Regions from separate parts of the Mus musculus genome. Here region 2 is linked to region 1. Evidence: chromatin loops called from intact Hi-C (ENCODE). Cell type or tissue: heart. All regions are shown on one strand. Links, peaks and the distances in the headings refer to the core of each region. The heading gives the core; the rest is flanking DNA. Region 1 overlaps Nr1h4 (nuclear receptor subfamily 1, group H, member 4). Region 2 has its middle 69 kb from the start of Ano4.

The links. Peaks named below come from ENCODE experiments on the same cell type or tissue, not always from the same donor. Only the 100,000 strongest peaks of a DNase experiment are listed, where the experiment ranks them.
Region 2: a loop joins it to region 1, with 2.9 times the contacts of the local background. A loop is called at or near these places in 9 of 42 quality-filtered maps.

Annotation. Positions count from the first base shown.
Region 1 is chr10:89,454,391-89,462,732 of GRCm38, forward strand. It overlaps Nr1h4 (nuclear receptor subfamily 1, group H, member 4), which reads right to left. Exons shown (of 9, transcript NM_009108.2): 8 at 2,141-2,254; 9 at 1-558. The coding sequence ends at 320. Among named protein-coding and RNA genes, the nearest start is that of Gas2l3, 15 kb to the left of the region's middle. In heart, for the core only: a CTCF peak has its summit at 7,659 (motif pointing right); DNase peaks (open chromatin) are centred at 4,481 and 7,681; H3K27me3 peaks cover 362 bases.
Region 2 is chr10:89,322,540-89,330,881 of GRCm38, forward strand. It overlaps a transcript of Ano4 not described here. Among named protein-coding and RNA genes, the nearest start is that of Ano4, 69 kb to the left of the region's middle. In heart, for the core only: a CTCF peak has its summit at 4,563 (motif pointing right); no DNase peak of the experiment used is centred there.

The DNA.
Region 1 (8,342 bases), core at 160-8,159:
TATTGTCTCAGTTGAAAACAGCTCAACTTTATAAAATATATATAATATTGTCGAATGAAGAATAAAATGCCCCTAGCTCAGTAGATAGAATTGAAGTAACAATTGATTTAATTAGGCCAAAAGGGCATGCCAGTGGGGTTTCCTGAAGCCTTGTAAAATACAGTGTGGGGAAAGCAGTTCTATCTAGTCTGTATTTACAACCGTGGGAGGTGTATAATTGCCACATAAATATTCATTGAGATTCTTGAGTGAAACCAGGTACAAACGAAACAAGGTTTCTGTTCCGAGGAGGACAAGGAGCCAGCCCCACTGGTGTCCATCACTGCACATCCCAGATCTCACAGAGGAGCGGGGTGAACTTGTGATCATTCACTCTCCAAGACATCAGCATCTCAGCGTGGTGATGGTTGAATGTCCGGAGTTCCGTCAGGCGACCCAGGAGGCAGGCGAAATGCTGCGGGTTCTCAGGCTGGTACATCTTGCACAGCTTTTGTAGCACATCAAGCAGGGGCTCCTGCAGCTTCTCCACCGCCTCTCTGTCCTTGATGTATTGTCTGTCTATGTGGGGGGTTTCAAGAAAATAGCAAGATTAAAGAAAGTTTAAAAAAAAGTAATCAGGGGTAATTATGGCAATGGCTACGCTTCTTTAAATGTTGGCTTATCCACTGATTACTATGCAGAGCTCCTGTGGGCAGCCATAGTGTTGAGATGGCATGGCTGTAGTGTCTGACACATCTAGGAGACATTATCTTGAATCTGACATTCTGGTCCCCTGGCTCTTGTAATTTCCCTGAGCCAGAGAAATTGTGTGTATTAAAATGTGTGTATTTATATACACATATAAATATATATATACACACATATATAGTGTACAACATTTTCAATATAATTTAAATTATTTGCATGTACATACACTCATATCTACACATATAAAAAGTATATACACACATGTGTACAATGGACTTACATGAAGACCAAGAAAGGGAACACCAATGCTCCCAGAATTCCCCCTAAACGTCCTTCCCAATCAAAGTCATTGAAGGAAACCCACACAACAGGTATAGGCATCCTATCTCAGGGGAACATTCCCAGACTACCTGGGCCATAGGGGATCTGCATGTGTAATGCCAGGTGGCTCTGCCAAATGGTTTTTTTCTCCCCTCAATCATAATTATTAATGCCCAAAGAATATCAACTAGCAACTGCCTATTTATCATAAATAAAAAATCATCTAAGGCTAGCATGGTATGGTTTACAAACGACAAATGCAGTAGTACTTTCACCCAAATTATTAAAGTCAACTTTGAAAATAGATTTTTTTTTTTTGCAGAGAGATATTCAGGTCCACAATTTTCAAAACAATAATAAAATTAGAAGCATATAATTACACAATCAGTGATTATTAAGTATGTTTTTGAAGAGCAGTCATACAGTGGAACATCATAACTTTTAACAAGAGCCCTGTAAAGAGTTTTCTAAAGGATAGCCGGATCTCTGCTATGTTACAATGTATACCATGTCTTTGATATCCCAGCACAAGTATCAGTCTCTCCAATGTTACAATGTATGCCATGTCTTTGATGTTCCTGCACAAGTGACTCTCCTTAGAGCCCTCCCTGACAACTAATGAACTTCCATTCTCTTCCCACTTCCTTCCCATCTAGCCTCATCACTGTAAGTTTTTTGAGATGAATTCTCACTATATAGCCCAGGCTGAGCTCAAATTTGTACTCTTCCTCCAATCAGCCAAGTACAGACATTACAGGCACGGGTCACTGGGGTTGTCTATTATTATTACATACTTTGTAGCAATTTTGTCATCTTCCTCACTTGTCTAGAACAATGACCTCGTAGGAGCGCTATTCAATTTATCCCTAAAGTTTAGAGCCATATTCACTGTGTAGGAGGTGTTGAATGGGTAGTTATTGGAACCATGAGGGCAATTTTTTTCGATATTAACTGAAAGTATATTAAGATAATAATAATGTTCTATTTGAGTGGTAGAATTGTGGGCCACTTTTTGTGTCTCTGTATTTTCCATATTTTCTCTAATCCACATCATCATCATGACTATGCTGAGAAAGAAGCAAACAGTATGAAAATACCAACATTATTTTCATAATTATGACAGCATTATTACCTGGAGAGAGGATGACGATCGCTGTGAGCAGAGCGTACTCCTCCTGAGTCATTTTGAGTTCTCCAACACTTTTATAGAAACTGAACATCGGGGTTATATACTCATCAGAGATACCTATGTAGGAAAGTTCAAAAAGAGCAGTTACAATAACAGGATTTTAATTCTAGCTTTCACTATTGTAGCAAGTGTGTGTGTGCATGCATGTATGTGTGCATGCATGTGTGTGTGAACGTGTGTGTGCATGTAGAGGTCAGGGTACAATTTTGTGGCATTGGTCCTCTCCTTCACGTGGATTCTAAAGATCAAAGATCTAATGATGTAATGATGAAAGCCAGGAACCTGTGACCATTCACATTTGTCTCCATTCACACCCAATCATTTAGTTATACTAAATTATACATCTCAGCCAAAGGCAGTGCGTGATAAGAAGACCAGTAAGCAGAATCTTCAAAGGACAGCCTCCTGTTGGATGCATTTGTCTTTGTTCACCCGCCAGTGTGTAATGATAAAAGATAGTATTGGTGGGTTAGAAGAATTCCCATAATTGCACCATTTTCTGGGTGGGGAACGTGTTACTTTAAACAATATCAATAGATAATTCAAGATAGAGAATAAGATTAATAATGAACAAAGCATAGTTATGCCTCTGTTCAGAAGCATAAACAACCTCACTGAGTAAGTTGGCCAGAGTTCTTATGAATGGGTTTGGATTTACCTGAAGCACCCATTGCCTGCCATCCACTTATCAATAGGAGGGTCCCTTTTTTCAAACTTGGTATGTCAAATATGAAAGATTCCAGATATGGACCAAACCTCCTGACTTTCTCCTAGCCCACATCTGGATTCTCCATTTTCAGTGGTGGACATCCTTAGCACCCAGTTGTCCAGGCTGACATTCTGGTGTGCGGGCCTGTGGGTCTCACTGCTTCTCTTCACCCCAGGGTGCCTTACCTCCCGTAGCTCTTGGTACTGAGTGAGTATCACCCAGTCACCTCCCTTTATCTGGCATATAGCAACTGCTTTCTCATTCATCTCCCTGTCTTGTTTACCTCTCTTTAACCCATTCTCTACCCAGATAAATGACTGGCCCCCATGAACTTGAAATCCCATACATTCTCCTCACTTGTTCCACACCTTCAGAACCTTTCGATGGCTTCTGCCATATGCATGCTTTTCTTTTAAATGGGGACCTCCGCCTCTGTCACCATCAGGGACTGTAGCACACTGAGTCAGTATTTACCAGGTCCTAACGCGCACTACACTCCGTGACAGGTACATTTGGCCACTCCTTTCAATCCCGCTATGTCAAATACCAAAGACACCAGGGGAAACCCAAACCCTCTCCCCTTCCTCCAAATCCACTCATTTCCTGCTGTTTCTTCATCAAGTTTTCTAAACTCCCTCTAGACCAGCAGTTCTCTGCCTTCCTGAGGCTTCGAACTTTTAGTACAGTTCCTTGTGTTGTGGTGACCCCCACCACCACCATAAAATTATTTTGTCTCTACTTCAGAAATGTAATTTTTGCGACTGTTATGAACTGTAATGTGAATAGCTGCTACCCAGGCTATCTGCTATGCAATAGGCAGGTTAATAACTACTGTACTAGCTAGATACAGAAAAGTCAGTAAGCTGCCCAAAGAGACAGAGCTGGTGAGAGGCAGTGCCATGACTTGAGCCAAAGTTGGCAGGCTTTGACTCAGTTTCCCCTGCTTTTCCATCACACAGTTTCCCTCGGCAATCCCATTTTCCCAGTGTCTGTACACCCACGGCTGTCTCTGCTTGGAGCCCCCTCATTCCCTTTGAACTTTATTCTTGTTTATAATTTAAGACAACGTGTGTTGTCTTACTCTAATATTAGTTTGGAGCATGCACTACACATGGTCTCATTCCAGAAGAAGGACTGGTTAGGGAATCAAGGAGACAGGAGAGATATGACTAGCTGATGAGTGGAGATGAGGACCACACTCCCAAGATTGTGCCACCTGAGAATCCATTGCTTTCTTCCTTTCTAAGCCAAGTCTAGAGCCACAGAATTCTTGCTGAACAAATCAGAATAGGGTTGGACTCCCGATGCTTAAGAGTATGACTACCACCTTGTACACCTTATCAAGTCAGTTTGTCAGCAAGTGAAAGCCTCCCTTAGACGAGCTTGAAATCTCTTCCAAATTGAGTCCTTAGCCTCTCCCAGAGATTCAACACACCACACACCACTACCCTCTCCCCCCATCCTTTGATTATGTGTCTGACCCCAGTGGATTCTCTTAACAGCTAAGTCTTTGTTTAACAAGTGGGAGATTACATCACATGGAAGAGTGCCCTTTATCGAGCTGCTGCAGAACTACCCATGACCAGATGAGATACAACATTCAAGGACTGAAGCAGGAACCTGGGAATGCTGCCCAATGCTTCCAACATAGGGTTAGAGAATATGAGTCAACTCTTGACTTTGACATCTGACTCATACAGTATTGCATAAGAGAATACAGAGAGTATTTTCTTGCAAACCTGCAAACCTCCCAGTAAGCCCTCAACGGTGGGGCAGGCCTGTAATTCCATTTAACTGGGAGTCGGAGGGAGGAGGATAGCCCTGCCTAAGCTACAGAGCAAGTTCAAGGATAGCTGGCCACCCAGTGAGACCTGAAAGCTACTACAGAGATCTACAACTGGTCAAAGTGCAGAGTACATGACTGTGGAGAGCCGGGTCGCAGGTGTTACTTCTGCAACATCACCCCGGCACCTAAGGCTCAGGGAAATTACAAGTGCCAGGGGACCAGAGTGTCAGCTTTAAGATAGTGCCCCTAGATGTGTCAGGCACTACAGCCATGCCATCTGAACACTATGGCTGCCCACATGAGTTCTGCATAGTAATCAGTGGGTAAGCCAACATGGATGGGGGAAACTTCCCAAGTCTCCAGCCCTGGATGGAGAGTTGGGGGAAATCAATGGCTGGTAAGAGGGAGAATCCATTTTCTCCAGGAATGAGCCCCCTGATAGGCTATCTAATCCCACGTGGTCAGCCCTAAACCTATACACATAGGAGCAATACTGAATGGATGCAGTAGATATGAAAGAAGAGTTCTGGTGTTCAAGAGTGGAACACAGGAGGAGTTGGGGGAGGGGGTGATGTAAATACACTACTCGTGTATACAATTCTCAAAAAATTAAATAAGTAAAAATAAGTTTCCAAAAACAGTCAAAACAGAGCTGGGGCAAGCACTTGCCTAGGAAATGGTAGTTTCTGGGTCTAATCCTCAGTACCACAAAAATAAAAATGAACATTTACCATTGTTAAGCAGATGAATTGCATTAACAAATTAATTCATCGCGACCTCAGTCAGTTTTAGTCTAGATTAGATGTGTGTCCCTCTGCCTTTACAAAGATATTTTTTATTTGTTTGTTTTAGTTTCATGTGTGTTGGGGGCTGTGCCGCAGTGCCCATGGGAGTGGTGGTGGTGGTCAGGAAACAGCTCTTGGGAGTCAGTTCCTTCCACCGTGTGGGTCCTAGGGATCAAACGTAGGCCATCGGGCTCTGCAGCAAGAGCCACCTTGCCAGGCCAGTGTTGTGTGTGCACGCGTGTGCGTGTGTGCGTGTGTGTGTGTGTGTGTGTGTGTGTGTGTGTGTGTGTTTTACAAGAAAAAAATTCATATTTTGGTTTTGGACACAGGGCCTCTCTATGTAGCCCTGGCTGTCCTGGAACTCACTGTGTAAACCAGGCTGGCCTCTGCCACCCAAGGGTGGGGATTAAAGGCATGTGCCACACCCCAAGTGAAAAGATCATTTTTCTTCCTCCTGGGGGTGGTTATCTGATCAGTGACTTGCCTCAGGATTTTTCTGGACATTAAACCAAAACAAAGATTTGTAATTTTTCTTTCCTAAAAGGTAAAATATTCTATTTTACCTTTAAATTTTTAGTCGTCTTAGCTGTAAATCCCAGCACTTGAGAGACTGAGGTAGGGGGATGTTGAAGTCAATGGGTGGTCCAAGGCATGTAGCAAGACATCGTCTAAAGTCAAGGAAGGCCGTCTTCAGGCCCTTCCATATTCAGGGTCTGCACCCGTAGGGAAAGATCACCTAAAATGCACAGTTGGCCCACAACCTTACTTTATTCTGTGTTTAGAGAGAATCTCAGTAAATTCCTGAAAGTTTTTAACTTGCCGAACAGATTTCTGTGGAACAATTCATTTTTATTGAAATTTCTTCAAAATACATTTTAAGTTTGGAGGGGAGAGGGGTTTGAGACAGTGTCTCTCTGGGTAGCCTTGGCTGTCCTAGAATTCACTCTGTAGACCAAGCTGGCCTCAAACTCACAGTGATCCTCCTGCCTCTGCCTTTCGAGTGCTAGGATTAAAGGCATATGCCTCCAAACCTGGCGCATTTGAATTACCTGGTACGGCTAATCTGTTTCTAGCCAAAGCATATTCATGTTTTTACCAGTATGTGTGCACATGAGTACACTTTCTACTTCCCACTGCTGTATCTCCCATGTCAGCATCTGCATACATCATTAAATAGACTAAAGACTGGGTAAAGAAATGTCACAGAGAGGCGTGTCCTGTCTGGATGTATTTGTTAGAGAATTACCCATTCTGTTTGCCAGTGGCCACACATACTTTTGGTCACTTTGAAGGACTCAGCGTATGAATGAGCAATTTTGTTTTTATTATTTTGAATCACTGGCTTATTTATGAATGGCCAATTCGTCCCAGGAAGTGGCTTTCGAGAGTACTGATCTGTGAGCAAATGTCTCACGAAGCGAACGTAACTTGTTTCCTCGGAGCGTGTAAACCAGAGCACAAACGGCTAGAATGCAAAGCAGAATAAGCCCTGAGTTACGAAGTCACAAAAATACCGCTGTTTGCTTATGTGAGTATATACACATGCATGCCGCACATATGTGGAGATCACCGCACAGTGTCTAGGAGTGGGCTCATTCCCTCCACCTCCTTCGCTCCTGGGATCGAACTCAGACGATGAAGATTTTTGGCAAGCACCTTCACCTGCTGAACCATTTCACAGGTCCTGGGCCATCATTTTAAATGCCATGGGATTTAGAGATACTATCCAAATCAATGAAATCTGAAGATGTTCAGTATTTAGAATTCATCTTCGATTGCCAAATTGCCTAGCTTGCTCATCCCTTTAAATTTTCAGCCTCCAGTGAAGCTGCCTCCACCAGTTAATTATAGTTGATGAAGTCTGGGGGAAAAAATAAGTTAAAATGCTTGCTATGATTGTTTCCTTTTGTATGTGTTGAAGCCCGGGGTTGAGAAAAATGTAGATAATAAATAATATGCGTTTTCAAAATTATTTTTCCTACAAGTCAGATCAAGGGTGAGTCTTCTCTGGGATTCAGAATCGACAATTTTACTAAGGACAGTAACATAAACACCAAGAGTGTTTCAAAAGCCAGCAGTTTCCAGTATAAAAGTGTAATAACATCATCCTGAAGGGGGCAGCTCTTCCCCGTTTTCCGGCTTCCCTCTCTATAACGTGATTGAATTGGTTTAGTGTTTTCACTCTTAGGACCAGTTGTCTCAACATTGGCCACAAGAGAGCGCTATTTTCTAACTCAACCACCGAGGCTGTCTGAAAAAGTTTGAACCTTAAAAGAAAATCAGCTTACTTACGCACCTTTGTTTTTTGGTTTCCCTTTAAGGGGGAGCGCGATGGGGGCTCTGTGATAGACAAATTGGTTTTTCAAGGATCAGAAACGCTATCTGAAAGAATGACCCATAGTAGAACATCACTATGCTTTCTTTCTCTTTGTTCTGTTCTGGGGATCAAACCTGGGGCCTCAGGGCTGCTAGGCGAGTGCTCTATCACTGTGCTTTTTAAAATAATGAACCGTTTCTTTCCTGATGGGATTCCTAGTATTAATCAGAAATAAAAGCAGGCAGTTACTTTGTGTGTGGAATACGTATTACATGCAAGAATGTGTACCATGGAAGCTGTATTTCCCACGACTCTTGATGGCTTTGTGTGATTTATTGCTGTTGATAAGATAGACTGGGCATCGTATTTAAACAGATGCTATTTGTTCAAACGATTTAATTTTAATTTTTCCTAGAAATGACACCTTCGCAATAACACAGAGGTTAACTGTATACCTGAACACGGCATCCAATCCTATGGATGCCTTCAACATCGTTTTCAGACTAAGTTCTCCATACCCTGGTGTGTTCCCAGGGAACAAATGACAA
Region 2 (8,342 bases), core at 272-8,271, 130 kb before region 1:
ATCTGCATAATTATGATCAAATGTAAATGGGACACTCAAATTTAAAAGTAGCAATGAGGTCAAAGTATTTTGAGGGAACGGCCAACCAAAGGAACAGCTGGCATCCCAGAATCAAGCAACAGGATGTCCCGCTGGTGGCAGGCTCATGCTTCCCACCCCCACCCTACCCCCACAACGTCAGTCCACTAAGGGAGAAAGGTAGCAACAGGTATCTCGGCTGGCTTTAGGTTCAACATCAACATTGTCACTTGACAGACTCAAAACTGAAGGGGACCATAGAAGGCACACCCGGTGCTGTCATCAGTCTTTGGAAGAAAATTGATGGTACTCACCTCTGAGGTTCTGACAGCTCTAACACATGGATAAGAGCTACCATACAATAGGGAGTCAGCCAAGAGCCAAAACATATTGAAGGACTTTGAAAGAGTGGTTTGTCTATGCCTCAGATCCTTCCTATACCTCTACTTCTGCAGCTCATGTAAGGATTAATCTATACAAGCCCTGTATCTTAGAATCCCTCACATACAGGATGACTGTTATCTAAAACAGTGGCTCCCAACCTTCCTAAGGCTGTGACCCTTTAATACAGCTCCTCATGTTGTGGTGACCCCCAACCAAAAAACTACTTTTGTTGCTACTTTGTAACTGTAATGTTGCTATTGTTATGAATCGTAATGTGATTTCTGATGGTCTTAGGCCAACCTTGTGAAAGGGTCATTCGACCCCAAGGGGTCACAACCCATAGGTTGAGAACCTCTCTAAGAGGATGAATGTAAGGGATACAAGAAAGCAAAGAACTGTTCAAACAGCTCCTTAAATGATCCATAGGAAGGTGCCCTCACTCTAGCCCTGAGTGTCTACATTGTTTTTCTATTTTCTGCGTTTGCCATGAATGTCACCAAAAGCTTTTTATTACCAAGTCTTTGGATAGATTGTGGGAAATGGATGCTGCCTGTTCCCTCTGCAGAACCTCATGGCCTTCCTTCCTTGAACAGCTTTGACATTGTTTTCTGCCCCAACCCCGAGGAGTCCTGGGGACAGCAACTCACAACAGCTGATTTAATTTCACTTGTCCAGACCCTCAAGTGGCCCTGATAGGTACACGGTCAGTTGGTTGACTCAGGGATGGTCATGGGACCCCTTAAACCTGTGGATGCAAGTCAGGTCTCCTGAAGCTCTTCAGGGGAAAGGCTCTCCACTAGTGGAGGCCTAAGAAGACAGTGCATTCCTTTTCCTCATTGTGGCCGCCACTATGAGAATATGCCACCAGGAAAGTGGAGGGGAGAAGGCCTCTCACAACAGCTCAGAACAACTCTGCCTCTGGTCTTCTGTTGGTTAAAGAATAAGCTCCCTACGGTCTTGGCCAATCGGGGAACTGAATTAGGAGTTTGGTTATATTGTCACCTTAGAAAACTAAGCATTCCCTGTCCCCACCTCCCTTTCAGAGGTTAGATTTGTAAGAACTCTTGTAAAAAACATAACAGAAATGTATTGTTTCACAGTTCTGGAAAGCAGAAGTCGAAAGTGATGTGTCACAAGGGTCACACAGCCTCTGATGGTTCCACCGGTGAATCTAGTCTTTGCTTTTTTCTTGGGTTCCTATGTTCCTAGAATTCATTGCTATTCCTCAGCTGATAGACATCTTATCCCACTGCCACATGGCATTGTCCCTGTGTGTTTCTCTACCCCTTCTCATTACAGGCATACTGGTGGATTAAGCAAGTATGGTGTCATCTTAACTTGATTCTCAGGTACTGAAGACTCGAGACGCCTTTGGAAGATCCAGTTTAACTCACATATCCTGACATGGTAGGTACAGCTTCTGGATAGAGAAAGAGCATTTGTCTCTGTGTGCAAGTTGCCAGGTAACAGGAAAGCCATCCAACAGAATCAAGGCTGCCTGTTCTCAAACCCTAGTTCTTACTACCAATGAGTCCAGAGTCAATTGCTTAACCTCCCAGGGTCTTGGTTTCCCCACCTATAAAGTAAAGGCTGTAATCATATTTACCTCAGGACCTTGGTTAGCATGAAGTGAGTAAATACAGAAAGAGTCCTCAGAATGGCACTTAGGGAACACCTTCCCCCATTGGGTCTCCTACTATATCACTACTACTCGGCCTCCCTCCAGTTTCACTGGGGATTTTGTCATTCAGCCCATGCTGCCCCACAGCTCCTTACACCAAACTCTGCAATGTGAGTCTTATATAGGGGCCCTCAGGGTCGACTTTGAGCTTGAGTTGCTCTGATTTTCGAGAATCATGTTTGTCTAACTCCCTTCCCTTTGTCTGTCTTTCTCTCCTAACTGGGTTCCCCTCAAAGACTTCTTGGCTCTCTAAACACAGAATGTAGTGGCTCTCACTCTCAGGATCTCAGGCAATCCCAAAGACATACCCAACCTCTCCATGCAGGCAGTGCCTCTGACTGTAGCCTCTGACCATTCTACCCACAATTCCAATTTCCTTCAAGAGATTTTAAGGAGTCCCATGCATTACCTCATAGCCAAGCTTTATGGGCCACACCCCAGCATGTCCAAACTATATTGGCTGTACCCTTTTCCTAACTTACATATTTCTGACAGTGGCTAGACTCATTGGCAACCTGACTCAAAGCCTCAGAGCACTCTTGTCTACCCTCAGATGCAGTCAATGACCATTCTAGCCCACTAACCCGTCCTTCACCCTCCAATGTGCCTCCTGACCCCACTTTTTTGGCTTTGTTACTGTCTCATGTCAGTGACTCTACTCAGAGCCACTGACTTGCATAACACACTAGAATCTCCCACAGGAAACACAGAATCGTCTCAGAATAGTCTCTCATCCATGCTGGTCATTCAAGCTTCTCAATGCCTTACTGCAGGCCCTCCCTCTATGGCCTCCCCCTGCTTGACAAATATTTCCAAAAAGATCTTAAGTGTTTGATATTTTCAAACGGGCTCTGATGGGTGAACTCCAGAGGATTATTTTTAAATGTCATTACTCTTCATTTTAAAATTAATCACTTAAAAAATAATACTCTGAACCAAGTTCTCCCATTTAGTTTTAATGCTTGAGTCTGCTTTGGTGTTCGAACAGAGTGATACCAACCCACAGACTTCATGAGAGTTGAAAAAAGTGGATATGTCAGAGCGTACTCACACCATGTAAAGATCCAGAGACCTCGTACCAGTGAGCAGCAACGGACTTCAGAGTAAATTAGACAGAGGTGATGGCAGTGCAGACACTTTATAAAATACCCAGAAGTACGATGTCAGGGTCAAAGATCGTCCCACTGAAACTAATAGCACATTGTCTTGCAAGCAGCAATCCCGGCAGTCACAGGACATTTTTTAGTAAACTAATCAGGGAATTGGGGTCCATTTTGCTTGGTGGCATTTTAAATCCAATGTGGTTTTTAATGGGTATTTCAAATAGAAGGTGCCCATGTGTAGTTTTCTGCTCAAATATACTTTTGCGACTTTATAATCAAAAGAATTCAAATGCATTTTACAGGCCCGTCATTATTTGACAGAGCTCCCTGCTATGGCAGTTAAAGAAGCCACATTCTGGAGTCCCAAGGCATGGGTTGTAGTCTAAGAGACCTATACTGGAACCCTGATCATATCAATAACAAAAAGAAGTCAAGTCCCCTAATCTGTATGATGAAGAAATACTGGTGCCATCTCACAGAGTTCCTGTCTAGTAAAATGGATTAAATAGAGAGCCAACAGCAGCGCATGAATACAAAATAAATATTAGCTGTGGTCACCACCAAATTGTTTGTAAGTCACTGCCTACGATTCTGGACTCAGGAAAGTTTTGAAAGAAGTGGGAGAGAATAGACTCAACAGGCAGAAAAACAAAGAAGGTTATGTTACTCTTCCCTATCTGGACACAGTAAATACATTTAAGCTTGGGTAGGGAAGAAAGTAGGAGAGAGTGCAGGTGTGCTCTGCCCTTTTGTTGCAGTTCACGGGCTTCCTGCATGAGACAGGGCTGGGGTGGGGTGTGTGAGAGGACTGCATGCCCCAATATGAGGACATTTCCAATGTCACATACTGTAGGGAGTGGCAATGTTGTTTCAGAGAAGGGAGGGACAGGGTGGCTAGTACACATGGGATTCTTTAGACAGCAGAATGCCTTGAAGGACGACCAAGGCGTAATACGTGCAGAAGGGCATCCGAGAGGGTGGGAAATGTTATGTCTGTCTGGTTCTCCTTGGTTCATTCAGATCCCAATAAGGAAAGTCTGACTTTGGATTTTAGCAGCACACTAACATCTGCTTCACACACTCTTCAGACAGGAAAGGTACTCCTTCCCTCCAAGTGGACAAAATTTGGTGGACAAAATTTTCTGTACTTTACATAACATTCGTTTTCTATTTGCAGTTACCAGGAGGTTTCTTCCTGAAAGAATATTTAATAATTCTCCACAGATATTACAGAAGAACTTGATTGTGATATTAAGTGCATCACAGTTCAGATAACACACCAATGAAAGAGCTAAGGCGAGCACTGAAGCAGGAAAAGACCCATTCGCTATAGGCTAGTTACACGACTCCTTCCAATAGCAGCAAAAATCCACAAGAGGGCGCCCCAGGACGAGAACCCACCAGCAGCAACTGCTGTGGTTCTGAAAACCAATTCTTTCATAGGTATTTTTCTCCTTGTTCCTTCCTAAGCCGCCTTCCCACTCAGGTTAAGCGTGTTACACGACAGTCGCTGCAATTGCTCACCTATGGTGATCTGGCTGACACAGCTGTAGTAGCTGCCCGTGGTCGCAGAGGACAGGTTATAACTCCCACTGCTCACATCTTTGTCTGTTAAGAAAGCAAGACAAGAAGAAGGTTAATACCAACTCGTGGTTACCATGACTACGATGTAAGCTTATGACTGAAACTATAATAACAACAAAGGCAGCTCTGCGTCTGTGACAAAGGTGCCTCTCAGACTCATCCGATGGGTCACAGGCACCAAGCACTCAAGGTTGTGGGTACTTTTGCACACCAGCAATCCCTGAGATTGTCAAGGGCAGACCCAAACATAACAATGTTCACTGATTTAAAGCAAGACAAAAGGGGAAAAAAAGTTAAAGGAGGTACATACACACACACACACACACACACACACACACACACACACACACGGCTGCTTTTACTTCTTCCTAGTTATAAAGAGGTTGTGGTCACAGACAAGAAATAGGCCAGCTTTGTTTAATGTAAGTTCTTTAACTTGCTTAATTCCTTTCAGTATTGGTCTCCACCTGAACATGGTGGTCATAAGGCTAATCTCAAGGATAGGGAGTTAAGATACAGCATAAGATCAGCCACAGGAAATGTACCCCTGGCACATAAGTCAGTCTATGTGGAATGTGTTGGATCGACCAATTCAGATCTAAAGCATAGCCAATGAGTCTACCTGCTCCAAAGTCGCCATTCTCGATTCTCTCTAAAGCTTTCATTAACAGTCTGCCTTTAGAAGATGCTGGAAAGGAGATCTTTAGGGGGCAGGGTTAAAGGCATGGGAAATGCACACAACAGAGAGAAAGCATCTGTTAGTGATAGGCGGCCGTGGATGAGCAGGAAGAACAGGCACAAAAGAGAAATGCTTATCGAAGACTAGGAGTCAGTAGTAAAGTAGGACGCTTGAATCGGAAGCAGTTGTCTAGGAAGGGGTTGTGGGTAAACCGAAGCGGCAAAACCCCTCTGCTCTCAGTGCTAAGTCAGGGCTGCAAAGGCACAGGAGGTGTGGCAATCTGTGACACAAGGAAACCATGTGGAGAAAGGTGCACACACTTGTGGGCCTCAAACAGAAAACATCAATCAAAAGCTTATGTGTGGCTCTTAAACCAGACATTTCAGGACAGCCTTAATATTGATTTAGTCCTTGAGGGACCAATTTTGGTGAAATGAGAATATCGTGTAGCCAGAGGGGAATCTTGAAACTGAATGAAATCAATGAAGTCTGTAGATCCTGGAGATATATATAGTATTATATTGGAGTATGATCTCAGGATTTATATATTGTATATAACAATATATATAAGACACCTGGGCATGTCTTGAGCCTGTTATTTGTCTATTGGTCTTTGTTTCTTTGTATAGGGGAATGGAAATAATAAAGGCACTAAACTTATTATGTGAACATTAAACCAGTTAATAATAAAGTCTTTCTACAGCCACGTCTAGCAGCACAAAACACCCACTTGGTATCAACTATCCTTCTTTTTCTATTGTTTTAAAAGAACAGGCATATCTATAATGCAGAATACTATATAAGAAAGAAAACAAATCTTCACAAAGTATCATGGGTTAATCTCATTCACATAAGGTTGAATAAAAAAAAAAATCCAACAAGGAGCAATGCATGTGATTCTAGTTACGAAGACTTGAACAAGAGGGCTGGGATGGCATCTCCGTCAGGAAAGTGCTTTTCAAGTGCTGAGTCTGATTCCCAGAACTCGTTATACAACGAACAAGCAAAGGCTTGCATGGTGCTGTCCTGTGTGATCCCAGTGAGAGGAAGAGAGAGGTGGAGAGTGCAGGTCGTGGGGCTCACTGGCTAGCCGGCCTAGCCTGCTCCGCAAGTACCCAAAGGTGAGCAACCCATGAGAGTGTCCTCTGGCCTGCACACACACACACACACACACACACACACACACACACACACACACACACACACACACAGACGAACACACAATCAAAACCACTTGAATAAAAACAGAACAAACTTACATTACTCATGGATTCATAATATGGACAGTAAAACTGCACGTAAGAGTAACAAAAATGATTACCACTACAGTGAGCTGCACAGTGATTGGGAAAGAAGAGTTTAAGTTATGAGAAGGTCTAGGACATGGCTAGGTCTTGCCAAATAGGATTTGTTACTTGACTTGGGTAGGAGTCCCTGGGATGGCTTTTTACAACTCTTGTCTAATTATAAATTTGTGTCTTGTGCTTCCCACTTGTGCAAAGTTAACCTTTTAATTTTAATTTTAATTTGGAGATAATCTTGGACTTCCCGAAAATTTATAAAAAAACAAAAAACGTGGTTCAGGGTCTCAGATTGCATTAGCTATGATACTCTCCAGTCTACTCCAGTCTGTGGCAGTTTCTCCATCTTTCATAGCTCATATAGCTCATAACTCTTAAAAAGAAAACCAGAAGGGTGGATATTGTGGCAGGACAGACCAGGAATATTAAATTATACAAAAACATAAGAGAAAGAGAAGGCAGAAACGTTAAACAAGTGGTTCTCAACCTTCCTAACGCTGTGACCCTTTAGTACAGTTCCTTGTGTTGTGGTGACCCCCAACCATAAAATTATTTTTGCTGTTACTTCATAACTGTAATTTTCCACTTTATGAATGATCACGTAAATATCTGTGTTATCCAATGGTCCTGGGCGACCCCTGTGGAAAGGTCATTCAACTCCTCCCGCAGTGCCGAAGGGGTCGTGACCCACAGGTTGAGAACCACTGAGTCAAACAGATCGACGCTAGCACCTGTTGTCTGCCAGGAATTGGGCTAAGCAGTCATTGCTCCATGTACACCCAGTGTTTTATTTGAGGTAGGTACGCATATCCCACTACCCAGCTAAGAAACTGAGGGTTTAAAAAGTGAAGGAACTTGCTCAGACTTGCCCTCCTGGGAAGCCACAATCTTCCACTAGAAAAATAACCAAAGCCAGCCTGAGAGATAAGACAATGAACTGTGTGTGGGAAGGGCCCATACTCAAGACAGTCAGTATTCTAATTGAAGTTGTTGGTGAAAAGTCTTAAGAGGAAAAAAATGACAAGAGAAAAAAACAAATAAACTGTTGACTATTTTTATACAGAAAAAAAAAAAGAAAGAAAAATAATTGAGAAGAGAGACAAAGGAGAAGGAAGGCAGATTATGCAAGCCAGTGTGTTCCAGGAAGTGCTCCCTGACCCCCACTGTGCCTTTGAAAGTCATTTATCCCTTGTGCTAAGCAAGGAGGCTCTGAGGAACACAGTCTTTTTCTGACCTCTGGACAGAAAGTGTGAACAAATTAGCATGCTTTTGTCTCAAATTTCTCTCAGTGCACTGATAAACAACATGCTCTAACCACCGCCACCACCACCACCACCACCACCACCACCACCACCACCACCACCACCATCACCACCACCACCATCACCACCACCACCACCACCACCACCATTACCACCACTACCACCATTACCACCACTACCACCATTACCACCACCACCATCACCACCACCACCACCACCACCACCACCACCACCACCACCATCACCACCACCACCATCACCACCACCACCACCAACACCAACACCACCACCAACACCAACACCACCATCACCACCACCACCACCACCACC